2 separate regions of the Mus musculus genome follow, and region 1 is linked to region 2. Evidence: chromatin loops called from intact Hi-C (ENCODE). Cell type or tissue: heart. All regions are shown on one strand. Each heading gives the region's core, and the rest is flanking DNA. Links, peaks and the distances in the headings are about the cores only.

Region 1 (11,019 bases), core at 1,827-9,826, 72 kb after region 2:
AAGAAAGTCTCCCATTGAAAGCACTCTGAAGGATACAGGAGCTGTTTAAAAGAATTGACTTCGATCTTAAAGCATATTAAGACGAAATGCCGAGCTCAAGTATGGCCTCATGTCAAGTCACCTGCGGGTCAGGTGTGTTTTGGATTCTTTTGGGTTTTTTTGTTTGTTTTTGTTTGTTTGTTTGTTTGTTTGTTTGTTTTGAGACAGGGTTTCTCTGCACAGCCCTGGCTGTCCTGGAACTCACTTTATAGACCAGGCTGGCCTTGAACACAGAAATCTGCCCACCTCTGCCTCCGGAGTGTTGGGATTAAAGGCGTGTGCTAACACGCCCAGCTGTGTTTTGGATTCTAAGATGGCAAGGACTGCGATAGAGGTCTATCGTGGACACACACAGTGGCTAGACAGGAGAGGCTGAAAGGAAGCATCATGACGTGAAAGACATTTTACAGAATGGAATTAACAGCAAGGTTGAGTCAAACCTCAAAAAAAAAAAAAAAGTACCTGAAGAAGGGTCAGAGTTGCATTTCTTATTCAAGAGATGTTCTACAGATTACGGTAGGCCAACTGGATTCCATCAGGAACTGAATGTGAACTGTCCCACAGAGGACCTTGGTTCAGTGTTTGGTCCCCAGACTTCACATTATTTTAGGAGGCTATGGGAATTTCACGGAGGTAGGGATGAAATAGAAGACATAGATCATAGATCATAGGGACATATCCTGGGGTTGCACTGTCTTTGGCCGCTTCCTGTTTGGCCTTCTGCTTCCTGGTTGGCTATGATGTCATTGCCAAAGGGAGTGAACTGAAGATGGATCTAACCCTCTGAAATCAGGAGCCAAATAGATCTCTCTTCCCATACATTTTGTCCTAGAGACAAGACTAAAATGCTGTCACCAAAGGGAACTGGCAATCACCACTCCCAGTTTGGAGGTTTGTCTTTCATCCTGGGGATGTATGAGCTCGTATCAAGCCAAGGGTCTCCCCAAAGTAGGTATAAGAGACAAAGGGAGTCCAGGAGACGGGAGTTCAAGGACAGCCGAATCTTTCTTTCATTTTCCCATCAGCTGACCATTCCACAGTCAGTCATTGTGAAATTACCATGTCTCACGAATGAAGCCAGAACAAAAATACGAGCTGGTTTCCTTCCCCATCGTGGTTTTATGGGAGAAATAGCCACAAAGAATTTGATTCGTGAAAAGGTACCAGTGAAAAGTAAAACCCAGAAATGCCGACAGGTTGGACAAAATGCAAACACAAGGACATCAGAATTCAGAAAGGTGGTTGATGTGAGCTAAACTGCCACGCTTGGCAAGATGAAGAGGACCCACCATACTCCGATGGCTCTGTTGAAGTAGGTGAAATAAAGCCAGAGGTGGGGCTGCCCGTCACACATGGATCCTTACTGAGGTAAAACCCAGCTTGTCCAGGTCACACTTTACACTTTGTGGTGTGCTGTCACAGGGACGTCAGCTGTTGGAAATATTTCCCAAACGGCATGTTGAGGATTCATAAATAGTGATGTTTATTAAGTAACAGCCCGAACTTGGCATTACATAGAAAGGAGAATCAACTCAAAAGTGGGCAGTAAACGAGAGGAGGAGGTGGTGGTAGAGAAATAATGTTTATGTCTCAGAGGAGTGGAAAAGGCAAGACTGAGAACTAAACCTCACTAGGGTCACAGCATCTCTGGAAACAGCAGAGCATAGCCAGCTGTTGGAAATCTGACCATACGTGATGACCAGACTGCAGTCTTTCTATGCCTGGAAGCCACTTTGACTCTGGCTGGAGGATTCTTAGCAAAGCAGTACCTCACAATATAAATGAGTAAACCACCGTAATATAAACACTAGAGATGCGTCCTCAAATGAATAACCAGGATGGTGAAGAAGCTCAAAAACCACATCCGGAGAAAGAATTGAAAACATTTGGGGTTGTTTAGCTAAATAGAGAGAGAACTCTAAAGACCGTCAGAACTGAAGGGGGAAGAAATGTTAACTGGACCAACCTCTTCCACCTGGACAACCTCACAAAGAATTCCAAAAATGGTACCCCACTCCTTGTTTCTGTGTTAGATTTCATAAGGGAAGACAGAATCCTTGATATTCTAATGTCACTTTTTGTTTTGCTTCTCAAACTAAGAAACTCCCAGGCTTAGACTTTCTCTCTAGTCGGCTGCCCATCTTCAAAGGATGTATCAACATAGACCATTTTGGAGACCTTTCAGGTCCATGGGAATTCCAAACAGAAAGATTTTGGACAGGAGTGCTCTCCATATGGGATGGCGGTGTGTGTGGAAAGCAGAGGCAACCAATGCCTGTCAATCAACTCAGACACTAGGAGACTTGGCAAAGACTTCCTTCCCAGCTGGGTTCAGGAAACATAGATGAATATTTCTTATTGGAAAACTATTTACTGGTCCTTTCCGTCACGGCTTCAGGATAACTTCAACTATTTAGCGAGAGAGTAAAGTTGAATTTTTGATTTCTAATAAAATAAAAAGTCATTTTCTCCCCTCCCTTTTGAATTGCTAGTTTGTGGGGTTCTGGTTATTCTTAGATAATATTCTGAACGTCTTGGTTGTCGATTTATGCATGTTGAAATGCATTCATTTATAAAACTTACTTATTTGGGGTATGTGTGTGTGTGTGTGTGTGTGTGTGTGTGTACATTAGACAATGTGGGAGTCAGTTCCCTCCACCATATTCCATATTCAACTTAGCTCGTCGGGCTTGGCAGCAAGCCCCTTGACTTGCTGAGCCATCTTGCCAGCCCCTTCATTTCCTTTAGTGAGACAGAATCTTCCTATATAGCTCAGACTGCCCTTGAATTCACTCTGAGTCCAGGTTGGACTTGAACTCAGGACTTTCGAACTTTAACCTAAAGGGCTTCTGGATTATCACTCACAATGTCAAGAGGCAGCTCCTGGACGAGCCATAATGACACTGTAGCAGCGTGCTTCTCAGGGATTAACTGCGCTATGATCAGAGTCTGTAAGGAATCAAAGTCAGCCCAGACTGCTGTCAAACCCTCATAGGAGAATCCCCCAGAGGGGTCTTTCTAGTTTGAAAGTAAGGACAGTAGAAAGGCCAAAGTGTTTCGAGCAGTCCTGTAGGGCTTCTCAAATTATTCACCAATAGAATATTGCAAACATATATCATCTAAGAAAACTCTCACATTTCAGTTGGAAACAGTTCAGCCAAGCAACTGAGAATATAACACATTCTGCCAGGGTAATTTCTTATCCCAATAAGCCCATATAAAAAACACACAACCAGTTATTATATTTATAAGCTATATACCTAGATTGGGCAGATCTATCACTATACTAATTCATTCCCCAGCTATGAGACCCCGTGCTACTTGCGGCTTCTCTGGGTCATCTAGCTCTGTTCCATCCTCCTTCCACCTCCTCTTGCTCTCTCTCTCCTCCAGTCCCACCTTTGCCTTACACTACCCAGTCGTCAGTTCTAGCCTCTATTTGATCAGTCAGAATGGAGAGAAGGTTCAGTGAGATCACCTGAGTACAGGTCCACTTCTCAGTGGGGGCAGCAGAATTAACATCAAAACACAAACAGCACCAGGGCAACCCACAACACATTCAGACGGCATTTCCAGAAGACCCCTTCCTACAAGAAGAGAGAGAAGAAAGAAGAAGGGGTTGGGGGGGTTCTTAATGAGGAGCCACCAGTCCTAATGAGTTGATTAGACAACTCACGCTCTTAATGTGTTTCAAATGGGAAACCCTCAAGCCCTTTCTTTATAGAAAAGAGTAAAAGCTGTTGCCTTGAGTACTCCAGGAAGCCACTGGACACTCCATACTCAGAGGTGACTACAAAGAACCATTTGTAATACCAGGCCTCAAGAATTTCTAATCAACAACTGCAGTCAATTTTTAACAAAGAACCCGAAAGTTTCCGTTTATAACTGGCAATGGATGGCTCAGCTTGTTTTAATACCAGTTGTGTGATTTATAATATAAAGAAAAGCATGCACATGTATCATATATCTCAATTGCAGATTATGTATTAGGTATTACTATGTGTAATATTGTCAGTTTACGTATGTAAATAATACAATGATTAACCATATATAGTACATTACATTGATAGGTTTGTGGCTAGATTAAAGATAAACAGGAGCATTATATAAATATATAATTTATACATAGGAGATATATATACACTTTGGTGTGTCTTCTATTGGGAGAGGCAATGTGGAGAGAAACCCTACTCCTTGTCCGGAGAAACTGTGATTAGGAATACCAGAAACAAACCACGGTGCTCGCATGGTTCCGCATAGCTCCTGATCAGACACACCTTCCATCTGATTACGCTAACACTGAACAAAAGTAACTTAGACTCCAGGGTTACAAACGCTCCGGAAGCCCCGAGGAGTCTGTCCTGGCTTGGTCTCCTCCCAAATCCAACAGCCGAAAGCCAGGTGTATATTATTATTCATTTTAACAACAAAGAACCTGAAGGCAGGAGCATGTGCTGAGCTCAGGGGTTTTTCAGAGAGCAGCAGATCTTTAGGTAGAGGGAACAGCCTCCGCACGGCGCATGCTCGCTCGGTTCCATCCACTACCCAAAGTATAGAGGAAGCCCCTACAGGGGCAGGGAAAGGGGAGGTCACTCTCTGCCCAAGTAGACACTTAGGGGACATTAAATTCTTTTTTTTTCATTTATATTTCTCTCTCTCTCTCTCTCTCTCCCTCTCCATCTATCTCTCTTGCTCTCTTGCTCTCGTTCTCTCTCATTCATTCAGCCTTCCTGATTTTTTCATTAATTAATTAATTAATTAATTCATTCATTCATTCATTCATTCATTCATTCATTCATTCATTCATTTACTTTACATCTAGCTTTCAGCTTCCCGACTCCTTCCTCTCCTCCCAGAGCCCACCTCTCCCTTTTCCCCATTTTCCTTTCCTTCTCCCCTCTTTTTAATATTTTTACTCTAAAGACATACTTAGAGACGAAACCATTCATAACTGCCCATCCACAAACAGTTAGCAGTATGGTAATTGACATCGAGTCTGTTACAAAAGGGGGGGAAAAGGAAGAAAATGCTGCTTTAATAACCTTGGCCTAAAACACATTTTGCTGTATGCCTCAAAGGGTTTCAATAAAAAAAAAAAAATCAACCTGTAGAGACATATTTTCTTGGCTTAAACAACAATCCGAAGCATATAAATGTAGTCCAACTATAATGACATATTTATAGGCCAATAAAGCTTACACTGTGGCTTTCATACCTCACTTAAAGGAACTCTGTGAGAAACAGTGTTGTATAAAATAATTTGATTTTTCCCCCCAAACGATAGCCCAAGGAATAAAAAATGCAACTTTGCTATGTTTAACTGATAGTATTTATATTCCTAAGTTGCTAAAAATTTTTGTAAAATGAAATAAGTCTTCATTTGACGACTCTCAAGTGCCACACCAAATATGGGCATCAGGTCCACTTTATTACAAAGCTAAGTACTGTAATTCTGAAGACAAAAATAAATAACTAGAGGCTTGTGTAGTGAATGATTTAATCAGTCTGATTCTTCTGGACGAACAGGTTTTGTGTTCGTTATGCTTATGAATAACACATTCCTTAACCCTTCTGTTCCCACACAGAGATCTTTCTTCACTTTAAAAACAGCATAAAAGCAAACAAACAAACAAAAAACACCCTCCAGTGTGAAATGGGCTGAAGAAGTAACCCCCACCCCAGGAGAGACCCAGTTGGTGCTGGTCTCAGGCTGAACTTGCTTGGGGGGGGGGCAATAAATGTGCTGCATCACGTGGAAGAAATGTTTATTGTTTTAATGATTAGCCTTTTCACTAGCTGCATCTGTAGTTGTTGTCAGCAGCCACTTAAGAGTCTTAAATGAAGACTCTGGAAGGTTTTTAAAAACAAATAGGCTGCTCTCAAGGGAAAGGTGATTTAAAGGAAACAAAAACAAAACAAAACAGAAAAACAAAAAACAACAACAACACCAGCAAACCAGGCAAGGATGGTGAGGAGAGTTGGAGTGGCCACTGGGAGGTACCACTGGGCAGAGTTTCCCTTTGTGCAGTTTAATTTGTTGCCAGACACACATTTGTGCTGTTTTAATTCTGTTCTTTCACTATTCACAGAGAGACGGGAAATGACACAAACTGGCATAAGAGGAAACTTACTAACTCTGAGCAAGAGAAGCACTTTCATTTAGCTGGGTTTTATATTATAAAAAAAAAAAATCTGCCTTTGAGAGTCAATCTAATTCTTTCGTTATTATTGATGTTTTTTTTAAACAGGCTAGAGGAACTGGGCTTTAAAAAAAAATAGCACACTCAAAGTTTGACTTTCTCCACGGAGAGGTGAGTTTTTCCATTCTTTGCTAGCTTCCTGGCTAGCGGGAGGGTCCTTAAGCAATCTCAAAAGTTCATCTTTCTTTGATGAGAACAATGAGGAAGGATCTACAGAAGAAAAGGCTCTGCGAGCTGAGAGCTTCCACTCACAGTGTGGTATTGGAGGTGGTTTTGGTGTGGCAGAGAGAGAGAGAGAGAGAGAGAGAGAGAGAGGGAGAGAGAGAGATACAGAGAGATACAGAGAGAGGGAGAGAGAGAAACGGAGACAGAGATAGAGACAGACACACAGAGACAGAGGTATAGAGACACAGAGAAAGAGACAGAGAGACACACAGAGAGATAGAGGCACACAGAGAAAGCCAGAGACAGAAACAGAAAGGAACAGAGACACAGAGAGACTGAGATTGAGTGAGAAAGAGAAAACTTGAGGTTAAAAAAAAAAGGCCAAAACAATCCTTTGATGTGACAGCCAGAGAAGGAGAGTCGGACAATCTCTGGGATGGGACAGTGCATGGCCAAGAGCATCCGCAGTGTTCCTGGTCTAAAAGCCCCCAGTCTAAAGCCTGACAATGTACATTCACAAACTTTAGATCAGACAGATAATGGAAACTCATTACATTAAGGAAAGTTTTTGTTTCTCTTTGCACATTATTACAACACAGCGTGCATTCCAATTACGAAAGCTATTTGTCTCAAATTCCCCACAGTTCATACCAACCCAATAGAATTTCAAGGCCCTACGTTCTGTCCTTAAAGGGGTGCCTCACATTTACAAAAAGAAAAGCTATGGGGTTTCTCTTGTTCGCCTAGAGGGTCCCTCAATCAATCTCCTGTTGGGTATCTCCCTTCCCAAGCTAACCCCACAAAAGGGTCCCAAATGACAGACTGACTGACTGACTGACAGACACACACACACATCCCAAACCATCTGGGAAGCCTTCTATCAGTCTACACTTGTGGGCTTCATCTCAGTCCCACAGAGAAGATTCTAGGGCAGCTGCACTTAGCCATTAGCCTGGTACTCCTTAGTAAATCTAAATGCCATTTGATTTCAAAGCCACTAATCTACATTTTCAAGACCAAACCATCAGCAGCAAGTGCTTTGAATAGTTAGACAAACCTGTTTCTTCTGGAACCACATGAGGTGAGGGGAGGGAGGGAGAGTGGGGGTGGAAACCACAAAGATTATGGACTTTTTTTTTTAAAAGGGCTGTGTGTGTATGTGTGTGTGCTCATTAATAAACTATCCCCTTGAAACACAAAACAACTATACAGAGAAACCCTGTCTCGAAAAAAAAAAAAAAAAAAAAAAGAAACACAAAACAACCCTGCTATAAATACTCTTGTTTACATGTGTGACATCAAGCTTAACCATTTACATAGCCTTTTGTCCCCCCACGGGTTTCCTGTTTAATGTTTTATTAGTAACGCTATATTCCATAACTCAAGGAAGAAAAAAAAAAGAGTCAGACAAAGGTTTTAATGTTAAGGTAAAAGCAAAGCAATCAAATGGAGACACAACAGTGGTCACACTGGAAGAAGGTGACCCAGCAGATTCACTGCTAGTCAACATTTTCACACATCATAAAAGTAGTCAGGGTGGGTTGATAAAACTGGGCCTGTGTGAACAGGAAATACGTAAAGACTATTTTTAAAAATTCCTCAGCCGAGAAGAAAGAAAAAAAGCTACCTTAATAATTTTCTATAATGTCGCTCATGACAAGAGGGCTGTGGGTCTAAAATGCCACTGTCGGACATCTATCAAAGAACTACCAGGCAACAGTTGCTAGAAATGGCAGGATGGTCTCGACGCTATTGCTCAAACAGCACGCCTCACCACAAACCAGAATCACATGAAAGAGAGTCAGTTCCCTGGTGTTATTCAGTCTATGTCTGTTAAAAAAAATCGTCAGGGTTTCTTGTAAAAGCTAAGTTCTAGGTTTAAAAACAAAACAAAACAGAAAAACCAGGAAGTTGTCACATTAAGGCATCAACCAGGCCCCTGAAAATCAGCACTATGGACTAATGAAAGAAAAGATGCCTCTGTGTTAAAAACGAAGTTCCTCTTTGCATGAAGAGGAAACAAGCAGTCTAAAGCAGAGGTCAATAGCTTTGGTCTTGAGCAACACCAGAAGAGTCCAGCCATGAAGGCCACTGAGGGTACAAACAAGTCCAGACGAAGGGTGGACAGGGTCACATGGTCTCAGGAGGAGCGTCTGCTGAGGCAGGAGAATGCCTTCGCAGTGTGAGGCCTCTCACGTCCTTATTTGTATGGGAGGATGGAAGATTAGACCATACATATTTACCTAAGGTCACACAGCTGAGGGGCAGAGCTGATGTTCAGATATGGTCAAAACACTCCAAAGCAGGAGAGAAAAGAAAACTAAAGTCCAGACACTCCTTTGTAGGAGAAAGAGGGATAAACACAGATCGGAGGAAGGAAAAGCCAAGAACACCCACCCCAGCAGTTTCTTGCTTGTTCTATTACCTCAGAAGTGAATGAATCACCGTTTTGCTTCAGGTTGCTACATACCTGAGATTTTGACTTGAAATCCTACTTGTCTTACTACCAACCTACAGCAAATATTTTAAGTCTCCGCTAATTCACTATTAACCCTAATTAAGTCTTGGATCTTGAAGGCACATAGACCATTATTTGAGATCACATGCTATGTCATCCAGTAAGAGACTTTACACAAGAGAGACCCAATAATTCAACAGCTCACACGGTTCCTCTCCTCTCCTGCCCAGGTAGTTTCCAATTTTTTGTTTTGGTTTGTTTTGGTTTTTTTCGAGACAGGGTTTCTCTGTGTAGCCCTGGCTGTCCTGGAACTCACTCTGTAGACCAGGTTGGCCTCGAACTCAGAAATCCGCCTGCCTCTGCCTCCTGAGTGCTGGGATTAAAGGCATGCACCACCATGCCCAGCTGGCATTTTCCAATTCTTAGTCTTGGGCCCCATTAGGATAAATCAATTATATACACACATATGTAATATCCATGCTTATAATTTTTAATAAAAAAATCACATACTATACTGTTATATAATATGTAATTTTATAAGATATAATTCTTTGTGTGTGCATTTCTAGGTCTGCTCTGTTTCTGTGCATGTATCTACCTGTGGAGGTCAGAAGATAACATTTAGTATTATTCCTTAGAAGCCACACATCTTGGCTTTTGTTCCCCACTGGCCTGGAACTCATCTATTTGGTTACTTGGGATAGCCTCAGCAATCCTCCCATCTCAGAATCCCCAGTTCTGGGATTACACACTTGTACCATTGTGACTGGCTTCGTAATATGGGCCTTGGGGATCACACTTAGGTTCTAAGGCAAGAGTTTTCCTATCTGAACCATCTCTCCAGACCCTAATAGATAATTATATACAGGATATATAATATATTCTGAAGACTCATTTTTATTATTTTTAAGTGTGTGTGTATATGTGTGCATACGTGCACATACGTGTGGCATGTGCACATGAGTGCAGGCACCCTCAGAGGCCTGAGGCATCTGATGTCCCTAAAGGTGAGTTTTCAGGGGGCTTGGAGCTGCTTGGTACAGGTGCTAGAAACTGAACTGACCGTTTCTAAAAGAACGCTACTGTTCTTAACTAACATTGAGCCAGCTCTCCAGCCCTGCAACATATAATTATGCTATATAATTCGAAAATAATATATAACTCTTACATATTGCATCTTCCTTCATACATAGTTCTTACTTCATTTCATGGAGATATATTGATAGTAAGGGGTTCCAGGATAATGGACAGAGTGGATGTAGCTCACTGCACATCCCCACACAGTGAATGTAGAAGCAGGAGCCGTGCTTACCGAGATCAGCTTTTTCCTTGAGAACGTCTTTGAAGTTGAGCCCACTGTTGAGGGTTGACTGCCTGTACCTGAGCAGAGCCTCCTTCTGTCCGTTTCTCCCGAAGGCCTCAGTTTTCACTGGAGTGGCTCGGAGCCCACACCTCCACTTGGAGAAATCAGAATGCGCCCATTTGACAAGGTCCTCTAATTTAACAATCACCTTTTCAGAGACAGCGATGACCTCATCCTACAGGAGGTGGAGAAGAACAGAAAATGTTATTCTGGGTTTGGAAAAAAAAAAAAAGAAAAGTGATCCATTCTTAGCCAAGCCTCCCTGGATGCCACGGGTCCAGCCTCACCTTCCAGCAAATGGTCTGTTAGGAGCAGGTGTGGCGGCAGTCCTAAAGGCGCCAGGGACTGTAGCTAAGTCATATGACTTGCACCTGACTTCCTCATATAAGACACAAACATCTTGAGTGCTGCGCAGGTGTACCAGGATTCAGGTGAATCCAATTTGGTGGAGATTTGCCCCTGCTGCCCTGATTAGCTGAAGCTGTGTGCCTGGTGAAGTGGTGTGGCCTGCTGTGCGTGGATGGGAACTGAGAGTATATAAGAGTGAGAGGCCCGGGTTAGAGGGAGGATTATTATTCGAGAGAGGATTGTTATTATTGGGAGATATAAACAAGGGAGAGATATAAACAGGGGAGATATATAGAGAAAGAAGAAATAGGACTGAATAAACGTGTGCAGAAGGATCCTGTAGCAGCGTCGTTCTTGCTGGCGAGTTGGGGGCGCGCGTGACAGTTGGTGCTGAAACCCGGGACAAGAAACATCTTCAGGCACAAGCGAAGACCCCCTGCTACAGG
Region 2 (11,019 bases), core at 1,542-9,541:
TTATAGTTGGGGGTGTGTTTGTCACCATAACACGAGGAGCTGTATTAAAAAGGTCTCAGCCTTAGGAAGGTTAGATGCACTGGGTCATCCAAAAAATGATGATAATGTAGTGAATAGGTAAGACTTGGCCACGTCACACCAAGCGTTGGAGGCGCACGCCTTTAGTCCCAGCACTTCAGAGGCAGAGGCAGGCAGATTTCTGAGTTCGAGGCCAGCCTGGTCTATAGATGAGTTCCAAAACAGCCAGGGCTACACAGAGAAACCCTGTCTCGAAAAAACAAAAACAAAACAAACCAAAAAAAAATTAAGAAAAGGGGCTGGAGAGATGGCTCAGTAGTTAAGAGCACTGATTGTTTTTCTAGAGGTCCTGAGTTCAAATCCCAGGAACCACATGGTGGCTCACAACTATCTGTAATGAGATCTGATGCCCTCTTCTGGTGTGTCTGAAGACAGCTACAGTGTATTTACATATAATAATAAATAAATAAATCTTAAAAAAAAAAGACTTGGCCACATCAAGGGCTTCCAACCACTAAGTATATCTGCCACACTTTGCGTGTTGAGGAAAAGGACGGGAGACTGACCTCAGGCTATGGTAGCCCACACTAGAGAAAGAGACAGAGGCTCATCTTTTTTCACTTCTTTCTAGTATCTTATTGTTCCAGAAGCCTCATCAAGTTGCAACTAATCAATGGATCAATCAATAAGTAATAGATGGGGTAACACTCTGGTTCTATGGGTTATTGAACAAACTGACCCTTGGAATTGCAGTTTTAGATCCTTGTGGGCTGTACATGTGGGGGTTCTCCTTTGAAATAAGTTACTTACAGTTTACATTCCCCTCAATTTCCATGCCAGGTAGCATAGTTTTAGTTCTTTTCTGTCATTTCAGTTCCCTTGGCCTCTTACCCGCTGTGTGTACATGTGTATGCGCAGAAGCCAGAAGTCAACTCCAGAGGTCTTTCTTCACGGCTCGCCAGCCTCCTTTTTTTTCTTTAAAAATTCATATACATATTCCTTATTCATTCATTCATTCATTCATTCATTCATTCATTCATTCACTTATTTATTGTGTGTGTATGTGCATCTGTGTGTGGGTGCATGCACTTCTGTGTGTGTGTGTGTGTGTGTGTGTGTGTGTGTGTGTGTGTGTGTGTGTGTGTATACATGTGCATAGGCCACAACATGGTGTGGACAGACATTAGAAGTCAACTTGCATAACCATCAGGAATCAGTTCCCAGCTTTTAGCACATGGGTTCGGGTGAACAAACTCAGGTTGCCAGGTCTGAAGGGAAGGACCCTCCTCTCCTTATTCACCTTACAGACCCTCTACCTCATTTTCTGAGACATGTCAAGGGCTTTCATACTGGGTATCCAACATCAGATCTCCACAATTTGGAAGAAAAAAACCCATTTACCCAGTAAAGTATCTCTCCAGAGCTACCATGTTTCAGTTCTTTAGAAGGCCCAGGGGATATCTGCCCAAGGAGAATACATCAATTTTTATCTTTGTTGATGACAGCCTCCTAATTATATAATGGTAAATGAGCACTTATGGAAGCCATAAGCAAAGGGCTAGGGACCAAGGATGGTATGATGGGCCAGCAGAATGACTCGCCAGAGCAAAGGTGCTTGTCACTCAAGCCTCATGACCCATGTTGAATCCTGGCTGGCTCCCTAGAACCCACGTGAAGGTGGAGGAAGGACAGAACCAATTCCACCAACTTGGGCTCTGGCTCCCACACCCGTGCTGTGGCACTCACACACTCCTTCCAATAAATTTTAAAAATAAAATGAATGTAAATGTTCAGGGCTGACCACTCGGTATTCAATGGCTAATGGGGGTGGGGTGGTGCTCTTCTCTGGAGAAGACTGAAGTTTTCCTCTCTCAGTGTTCTTTAGATGCTCCTAGTTCTTTGCTTGGAGTTGGGTCCGCCATGCTTCCCCCCACAATGTTAATGTGGCCCAGTGAGGAGGCATGGGCCGTGAATCTGAGACAGAGCCATTGGGGGTTGGGGATACACGGGAAGGGCCGGAGGAAGAAAATGGAAAGAGGAAAGTAATGTAATTAAATTGTAGTTTTAAAACAAAATAATAATAATAATAATAATAAAACCTGCCCTAACTCTGAAGCAACCACCATGGACCAGAACTGTCCCCACCACAAAACCTCTGTGCCCCAAGAGATGGCTGTTCCTATAATCAGGGTCTTTAGATCTCAGCTGCACCTTGTCTGGAAGATATTAAAACTTTTGGAGTCCAGCCTGGTCTATGCTGCAAAGCTAGATTCACAATGAACCACATCACAATGAACAATTCAGAGTGGGCTTCCAGTCTACAGGTAGCCCTGGGTCCTCAGACCCGCTACCAGGAGAGACACACATAATGGAAAATTTAGACCTGAAAACTCTGCCATTATGGTCATTCTTCTTTGTACTTCTACAGTGGAGCGCATTTGTGATACATTAATAACTTTGTCTTTCTGATTCCTACACTGTACCATCTCCCAAATACCACAATTGTGTCAATGGGATCAGTGTCTTAAAGGCTGGGCTACAAAGTATACAGACTATAGGATGGAGGGTTGGCTCAATGGTTAGGAACACATGCAAGAGAACCCTACTTCAGTTCCTAGCACCCACACTGGGCAGCTGATAGTCACTGGTCATCTAGACCTAGAAGGTCTGATAATCTCTTCTGGCCTCAACAGGCATCTATATCCACGTGGCACATGTGCACACAGAGCGAGAGAGTGAGAGGGAAAGTGAGAGGGAGAGAGGGAGAGGGAGAGGGGGAGGGGGGCACATACACATATATAAATATATATAAAGTTAAAAAGATCTTTAAAACATATGTGTTAATTGTCTAGAACCAAAGGCAGTTAGCACTGCAGTGTGTAGGCCTGGCTGTACTCCAGTTTATCTACGCAGCTGGCAAGTGCAACTCCAACCATATCTTAAAGTGCTGAAATAACCAATTCTTTATTTTTTTTAAAGAAATAAACATCATATCTCATACCCAGAAGGGGCCAGAATGGGGGCTTTTCTGGTTCATATATATGGTATAAGACATGGGGAGGTACTGCTCCATAAACAGCCCTGACCATAGCCTGGATTTCTCTCACCCTAGAAGTCGTCCTTCCCAACAGAGTAATAGTTATAGAAAATGAAATTTAGGTTTTCAATTACACCGACTTTCTCTTTCATATTCAAATGTTACCCATATCCTCCAACATGTTTACAGAGTTCTCCCAGATTTCTAAATAAATACACTAAAGAAGTTCTGAAATATACACATTTTAAAGATGGCTTTGCGTGCACCAAGCTATGCCCAGATGTTTAACATTCATTCCAAATTTCTCAATAAATGAGCACGCCAGGAAAGCAAACACGAGCTGACAGTATTTAGTCTAAGTTTCTTTAAATGGTTTAACATGGCCAATAACAGTATTTCATTATCAGGCATTATTAAGGCATTTAGAAAGAGGGGTTGTGGGATATGAGGCAGAGCAGCGGATAAATATGGTTATCACAATGATAACCATACTGTTTGGGGTTTTCATAATCTGCTGTGGTAATGAGTCTTGTCTTCTGTCTTCTGAATTCCATATATATATATATATATATATATATATATGAATTTCATATACATATACAAATATATGCATGTGAATATATCTGAATATATCTATTCATAACAAATCCATGATCCCAGCTCACTGCCACAAGTGCTCATTAACAACCACCACAAACTCACAGTCAGTTCTGTGAGCTTTGAACCAGTTCCAGAACCAGGGCTACAGCAAGTGGCAGTTTGGCCTTTTCGCTTCTCTGAAAAAAAAAAAAATTTTTTTAACACCTTAAAAAATTCCCCATAACTGCTCCCTTCACACCTTTTATCTCCTTCCTAAATCCAAAATATTCACTCACTAAATCTCCAAGGTTGCTGTGTTCTTATGTAATACGTAATTTTCTTCGTGTCTCTGGTGTTGGCTTGTGAAATGCCTTTAATTAAAAAAGCTAAAAGCTCTCTAAATCTGGATGGCAGACTCATTTCCAGGGCACTCAGGCATGTTGTCTAATTTTAAAACTCTGACAGGATACATGTAAATTTATGCAAGTTTCACAAAAGTCACAATTTCCTCCTTGAATTCAAGCTAAAGAAACCGCCTGCAGCCCTTTCCAGAGCTGTTTACTTTACTGGAGAGCTCTTTTTTTCTTTTTTTTCCCCCCATTGTGTTGGAGGTAATTATTGTGAAGATATCTCCTGTCAGCTTCCTGTGGATCCAGTCAGAAGGAAGGAGTTAAATTTCCCTGATTATTGATCAAACAGACTCTTTGATCCCCAAGCTAAAACTATGAAACACCACTTGGGGGGAGGGGCTTGAGGATATTATCATGCAAATTATTTTGGTTGACAGTAATTAAGAAATTATATGTTAAGAAAAATCAGTAATTGTTCACATGAGTCATTAATGTGTTTTCGTTCTTTGTAGAATGTTCTGGCACGCCCTTCCTTTCTTGCTTTAAATAAGCGAGGAGGGAACACACAGTATTTGCAGCTCAGCAGAGCACCATATTAATAGAAAGTTTGCTTGGAAGAGCAGCTTTGTGGAACCCCAGACCTGGTTCTTTGCCTTTCTCCATACTGTCCTTCACCCAAGAACTGTCTTTACAAAGCTGGGGTAGGCTGTTTGAGCATCTGAGGCAGGCTCACCCATGAGTGGGGACTGTTCCCCCTCCCCCCCTTCAGAAGGTCATAACCATTGGTCTCAACACTTAGGAAATCTACACAGAAAAAACCTACACACTCAGGGACTCAGAACTAGCCTAGCCACGGGCCATTAAGCAGTTCCAGCTAATTCCATGACTCCCTAGAAACAAATCTTCGCTTGGAACTCAACCTTTGCCAACGTTTGCTTTGGAGAGATTTTTTTTAGATCCACAGGAAAGAGACTCCAAGCGGATGATGGGAGGTTTGAGACAGGCTCCCAGGTGATGGGTACACCTTGGAATGAACTCCAGTTAGCTTATAAATCATTGATCCCTGGAAGAACGCAAATGAAAATCACGCTTTTGTTTTTTTGGTTTTTTTTTTTTTTTTTTGAAAGGCAGCCTCAAGTACTGACATGTGATACATAATAGTCTTAAACCAGTTCTGACATAATATCTCTGGCAGCTCTAATAACCACAAATGATTGCTTTAGTTAAGAACTAGCCAGGAGCAAAATAGAGCCATGTCGTTTGAGCCATAAATACCTCAACAATATTTTATGCCACTTTGTAAAAAGTTAAAGGAGTTTTATAATAATTAACAACAACAACCAAAAAAAAAAAAAACCCACGCCTTGTATGGACACTGTGAAAGCTTATTTCATAGTCCCAAGGCTGCCAGTGTGGTGAATTATGTAGGCACCAGAGAAGCATTAAGGAGAAATAATAGCAACTTAAATGAAGGCTGACGTAATTCATGATAAACAGTCATTGGAAAATATTACAGTGTTGTCTTTCTTTCTTTCTCTCTCTCTTTTTTTTTTTTGAGTGGGTTTAATCAGAAGAGTATGACCATAGTCTAACATAAACCACTTCCCTTTTCCACTGTTAGTAGTTGGAATTCTGGCATTTGCCCTAGCTAGCTGCAAGGTTTTTATTCACCATAATTGCTGAATCCAGACCCTCAACACCTCTGGGGACCTTAACAGTGTCAATTTGGAATTCTGATTGATGGAGGAGCTTCCAAGACAAAGCCCCAAATCTCTGAGCTGCGTGGTTGGTCCAAAAGTGGGGCTGAAATGGGAGGGTGGCATAGCCAGGGTGCTTTAAAGAATACATATCAGCAAGGGTGGCTAAGGACTGCCCACACTGAAGAATGACTCTATTGTCCCTTCTAATAGAATCTGTGAGGTGGTGTCAACCAGCCACCTATCCTGATAAGAGCAAACCTTGGCCCCAGATTGTTCTGGGTGAACTGTAAGTATAGCAACACACAAAGACGTAAACACAGTCACAGCCCAACCTGCCAATCTCATTAATACCGAATGTCACCAGGTCAGGGCCAGAAGGCGTGATCATACCACAGAGTTGTCACAGAGATGGCTAGCTCTGAAGGTGAATTAAAAGTTGTCACCTGCTGTGGAACCCCTGATTAGGAGCAATAGCCCAGGAGAGAGTCTCCCTCAGATATGGGGAGGCAGGACACCATTTAACTCTCCGGTGCTCACCCTATTTCTGGGAGTTTAACGGGAAGACATAATACACGATTATGTCAGCAAGGCCTTCCAGCGTCAAGTTCGTTGAAACGTCTTTAAGTCAAATATTGATTAGCTGTGCCGAGGCAGGAAAGGGAGCCTACAACAGAAAGCAGAAAAATCTTACATTTTCTTCCCACCACTGGCTTCTATCTCAGCCATGAGCTGGCCTTTGCAAAGGCTATTAAGAGCAACTAACGTGATTCTTTTTTTTTTTTTCCTCTTCCTCTACTTTTCTCTGCCAGCCTTGGGATAGAGGTGTTAACGAGCTGGAATAGACTCAAAGACTGGAGAATAGGTCTTCTGGAAGTTGACAGCTTGGGTGATCCTACACAGAGGGGCCTCTGTCCCAGATGACCAGGCACTAAGTGCCATCTTTGGATGATGACTTACAATAGCCAATATATAGCAGAGCATACTATTTTAGACATGGAATCCTTCCTCCCACCCCATTGAATCTATTTAAATCATTTCAGAGGTCAACTATCTAGCCACTCCTTTAAAACTATTTCAAAATAAGATGGATGGCTTTCTCTGACATTACCACTCATAAAAATGTATTTTATCTCCTCTTAGCACAACAAGCCTTCCTTTCTTGAAATAGCTCATCTTGAGCGCTATCAGTGCGTTTCGCTCTGTGCACAAATATTTTGTGTATTACAATGAGCAGCAGAATGCAAAGCTTGCAAATACTTATTTTTAGACATATGGGAAAAAAGGCAGTGCGAGCTAAAAATAAAGAATGAAGCAGTCACTTATCAGTGATGCCATTGGACATGCAAACGCTTCCGCCATTGGGCTTTTTCTCCACATGCTGTGGATCACAGCAAGAAACATCACTCTGAGCACACACACACACATGCGCGTACATGCACACACACATACCACATCACATACTACACACTACACACACACACACACACACACACACACACACACACACACACACAAGAAAATATTATTTCACAGCCGAAAACATCCAATCACTAAAAACAACATCTGGGTGTCATTAATAACTTACTCTACAGTTGAACCAGCCAAATAATCTGTAGCCTGACTCAGAACTTCTGAGTTTCTATTTTTGAAAGGAGGTGGGATCAGGGAAAGAACCGAACAGCATGCCTTACTTTTGCAAACGTACACGCCCTGGGCAGTTTCTGAATTTCTAGAAACGTGTGCACACATACTAACCAGCATGCGTACACAGGAAATGCAGGCTGTTTTATGTTATATGATTATTGCCACTACCCTTGACCCAGAGTCCTGCTGTTGTTTGGAGGAAGTTTCTACTGTAATATTGAGTTTGCTCTTTCCCCTCAGAGCCTTTGTGTATAATTAGGCATACTTTGTAGACTGGTGAGAATCTGGCCATAAGTAACATCTGAGAGATGAAGCTTCCATTTCAAACTTCCACAAAGCCTTTTGTATATAGCCTCTTAACACGTTTAGAGAATAGGCACACTGTTCAAACAGTCCAGCCCTGAGATAAAAGAGCTAACGATGTGCCTGCCGTACAATCCACCTCTCTAAAACACCCTAAATATTTATACTAACGGGAGTTGAAAATAGTATCAAGGAAAATGCCAAAATATTTCTACATGTTATTGGTAACAGTCGCTGGGAAGACAGATGCCAAAATCCAGCATGGTTCTAATTCACTGGGTCCTGTCACATGGCCTGTCCTAAGCTTGGTGAAATGTCAACCAACTTATGAACTGCAGAAAATTGTCTTTGGGGTAAGCTATATTTACAGTCCCCTCCCCCCTTTAAGTGCCTCTAGCAGGTCACCGAACAAGATACTGAATTTCAATGCACATTTTCCCCCCTTTGTCTCTAGAGTCAATGATGCAACAATCAATGGGTTTCATCCTTACATTTACAATGATACAATTACAATGCAATTGTATCAGCCAGATGGTACATGTAACAATGATGTCTCTACAGGAAGAGGTGTTAGGATCAATGAACCATAACACTCCATTGGTCTACATGAGAGGGCTGATGCCTCCCCTCAGTCCCCAGGATAGAACAGAGAATAAATATTATCAGTCCTATGGACCACACTAAGTCAGCCATCCTTGAGGGAAAACAACAACAACAACAACAACAACAACAACAACATATAAGCCCTTAAGTATGGTTATGTCTCAACATGAAGCTGCAAGCAAACTGGACCAGACCATGGGTGTGAGTTTTTCCCTCATGTACTGACCCCTCAGCACACAGGGGGTGGATCTCAGTGAATGGAAGACGTCCTATCATCCTCTCATCTTCCAACTTAGCCTCTCACCTCCAACAGGTGCTCAGCTGTCAGAGGAGGGTAAGAGAAAGATAGATCAGGTTTGAAGTCAGAAGAAGGGATGCAGGTTCATATGAAGAACACCTCTGGCTTCCCTATATGGGTGTAAGTCAGGTTCTCGAACTCACTGTTTAATGAATGAGAGTAGTTAGCAGACTACTAAAAGGAACAGGATAGCATGAATCCCAGCACCCAGTTTATTAGCATGTGGAATGACTTCCTTCAACAACACTGTCTGTTTGTTTCTCTCTCTCTAAGACTGCTGGGAAAATCAATGGAGGTAATGAGCACAGTAGGTGCTCATTAAAGGTAATGGCCACAGTAGGTACTCAACTAAAGGTTAAGTAAGGTTGGGTTTGCTAAGTGTTCAGCTAATTAAATACACACCATTTCTTAGGCAGACACCACACAAACTTTATTAAGCCTATACCTCAGTTCCTGACATGTGTTAAACTTTCAATAAGAGGTATGAGATACTGTCATTATCATTCTGTTTTAATTAATCAGAATTCTCAGGAAATGAGCCAACCAATCTAATGGTGTTGAGATTTTATGGAGAGTTATTAGAAAGGCCTGTTGTTGTTTCACCAATAGCAAGCAGGTGTGTGAGGTATGGAAGATCAGGGGTTTATCATCTTGGGTGTCATACACTCCTTCAGTTATGAAAAGATCACCCAGGATGGTCTACATTTGCTTGTTGCATTAATTTCTGCAAATAACCTTGTTCAAAGCCATTATTGTAATAATTATGCTGGCATGAATATTTTTAGGAGATGACTTGAAGCTTCTATCAGAGTCTCAGAAGGACTTCAAAACCATTAAAAACATGTCTAACATTTCATTCTCTAGATGAGATATGGAGATGTAAAATAGCAAACGGAGTTGATCAGGCTCCTTGTTTGGTACCTTCATATTGAATATACAGAGAAGTGTCCTCTCTGGTCCATTGTAGCTTTTTCTAAACTTCTCGGTAATTACAAACATAGTTTTGAGGTCTCCATGGTCATGGCTCTAAAAGTGTACCCAGGGAAAAAAATCTTATAATAGCCAGAAACTGGAAACAACCCAGATGTCCCTCAACAGAGGGATAAATACAGAAAATGTGGTACATTTACACAATGGAGTATAACTCAGCCATTAAAAACAGACTTCATGAAATTCACAGGCAAATGGATGGAACTTAAGAATATCATCCTGAGTGAGGTGACTCAGTCACAAAGAAACAAACATGGCACATACTCACTGATTAGTGGATATTAGCCCAAAAGTTCAGAATACCCAAGATACAGTTCACAGACTATATGAAACCTAAGAAGAAAGAAGACCAAAATGTGGATGCTTCGGTGCTTCTTAGAAGGGTGAACAAAATATGCACAGGAGGGAATATGGAGACAAAGTGTGGAGCAGAGACTGAAGGAAAAGTCACCCAAAGACTGCCCCATCTGGGGATCCATTCCATATACAGCCACCAAAGCCAGATACTATTGTGGATGCCGGGAAGTGCTTGCTGACAGGAGCCCGATATGGCTGTCTCCTGAGAGGCAGAACCTGACAAATATAGAGGAGGAAACTTGCAGCCAACCATTGGACTGAGCTCAGAGATCAACGAAGGAGATGGAGAAGGCACTGAAGGAGCTGAGGGGGTTTGCAACCCCATGGAGGGAGCAACAGTGTCAACAGGCCAGACCCCTCCAGAGCTCCCAGGGACTGGACCACCAACCAAAGTGTACACATGGAGCAACCTATGGCGCTGGCCACATATGTGGCAGAAGATGGCCTTGTTGGACATCAGTGGGAGGAGAGGCCCTCAGGCCTGAGGGTGATCAATGCCCCAGTGTAGGGGAATTCCAGGGTGGGAGGATGGGAGTGGTTGAGTGGGGAGCAGGGGGAGGGGAATGGGATAGAGGGTTTATGAAGGGGAGATCTGGAAAGGGGAAAACATTTGAAATGTAAATAAAGAAAATATCCAAGAAAATAAAACGTTTAACGGAACCTGTAGCTGCTAAATGAACTCTTCCAGTTTCTACTGCCACATTCTACCCAATGCCCATTCTCACCAAAACTGCACCTCTTCCGTGTCTCCGTGTCTCCGACCAGGGGCCAGTTAGGAAGGAGGTGATGGCTTTGTCAGCTCTGTTCTCTGTTCCCTTTGCGAACAGAGAGCCCTAGCTGTTTCTACAGGGATGCCGCGGTCTTAAGCAGGGAGAGGATGTGATGAAAGTGTTAGCCACAAGGGGGACGTAAGTTTGTCGAGTTGGTAGGAGAAACACTGTGGGAGTTTCCTCAAAAAAGTTAAAAACAGGACTGTGGTGGAGTCCATCAGTCCCATTACTGGGTCTATCCAAAGAAAATCGAGTCATTAACACACTCCCAGGCTCCCTGTTATATTATGTATGATACATAAGCAATACCTGTCAATGACAACCAGCTGGCGGATGGATAATGGAAAGTGCGGTGTGTGTACATAAACAT

The links. A loop is a pair of places that touch in the nucleus more often than their neighbours do. Peaks named below come from ENCODE experiments on the same cell type or tissue, not always from the same donor. Only the 100,000 strongest peaks of a DNase experiment are listed, where the experiment ranks them.
Region 1: a loop joins it to region 2, with 1.9 times the contacts of the local background. A loop is called at or near these places in 2 of 42 quality-filtered maps.

Annotation. Positions count from the first base shown.
Region 1 is chr10:68,232,830-68,243,848 of GRCm38, forward strand. It overlaps Arid5b (AT rich interactive domain 5B (MRF1-like)), which reads right to left. Exons shown (of 10, transcript NM_023598.2): 3 at 10,175-10,400. Among named protein-coding and RNA genes, the nearest start is that of Arid5b, 40 kb to the right of the region's middle. In heart, for the core only: a CTCF peak has its summit at 6,033; a DNase peak (open chromatin) is centred at 8,482; H3K27ac peaks cover 454 bases.
Region 2 is chr10:68,161,412-68,172,430 of GRCm38, forward strand. The region is part of intron 4 of Arid5b (AT rich interactive domain 5B (MRF1-like)); the gene reads right to left. The region is part of intron 1 of Gm51770 (a long non-coding RNA gene); the gene reads left to right. Among named protein-coding and RNA genes, the nearest start is that of Gm51770, 16 kb to the left of the region's middle. In heart, for the core only: no CTCF peak of the experiment used is centred there; a DNase peak (open chromatin) is centred at 4,700; H3K27ac peaks cover 2,334 bases.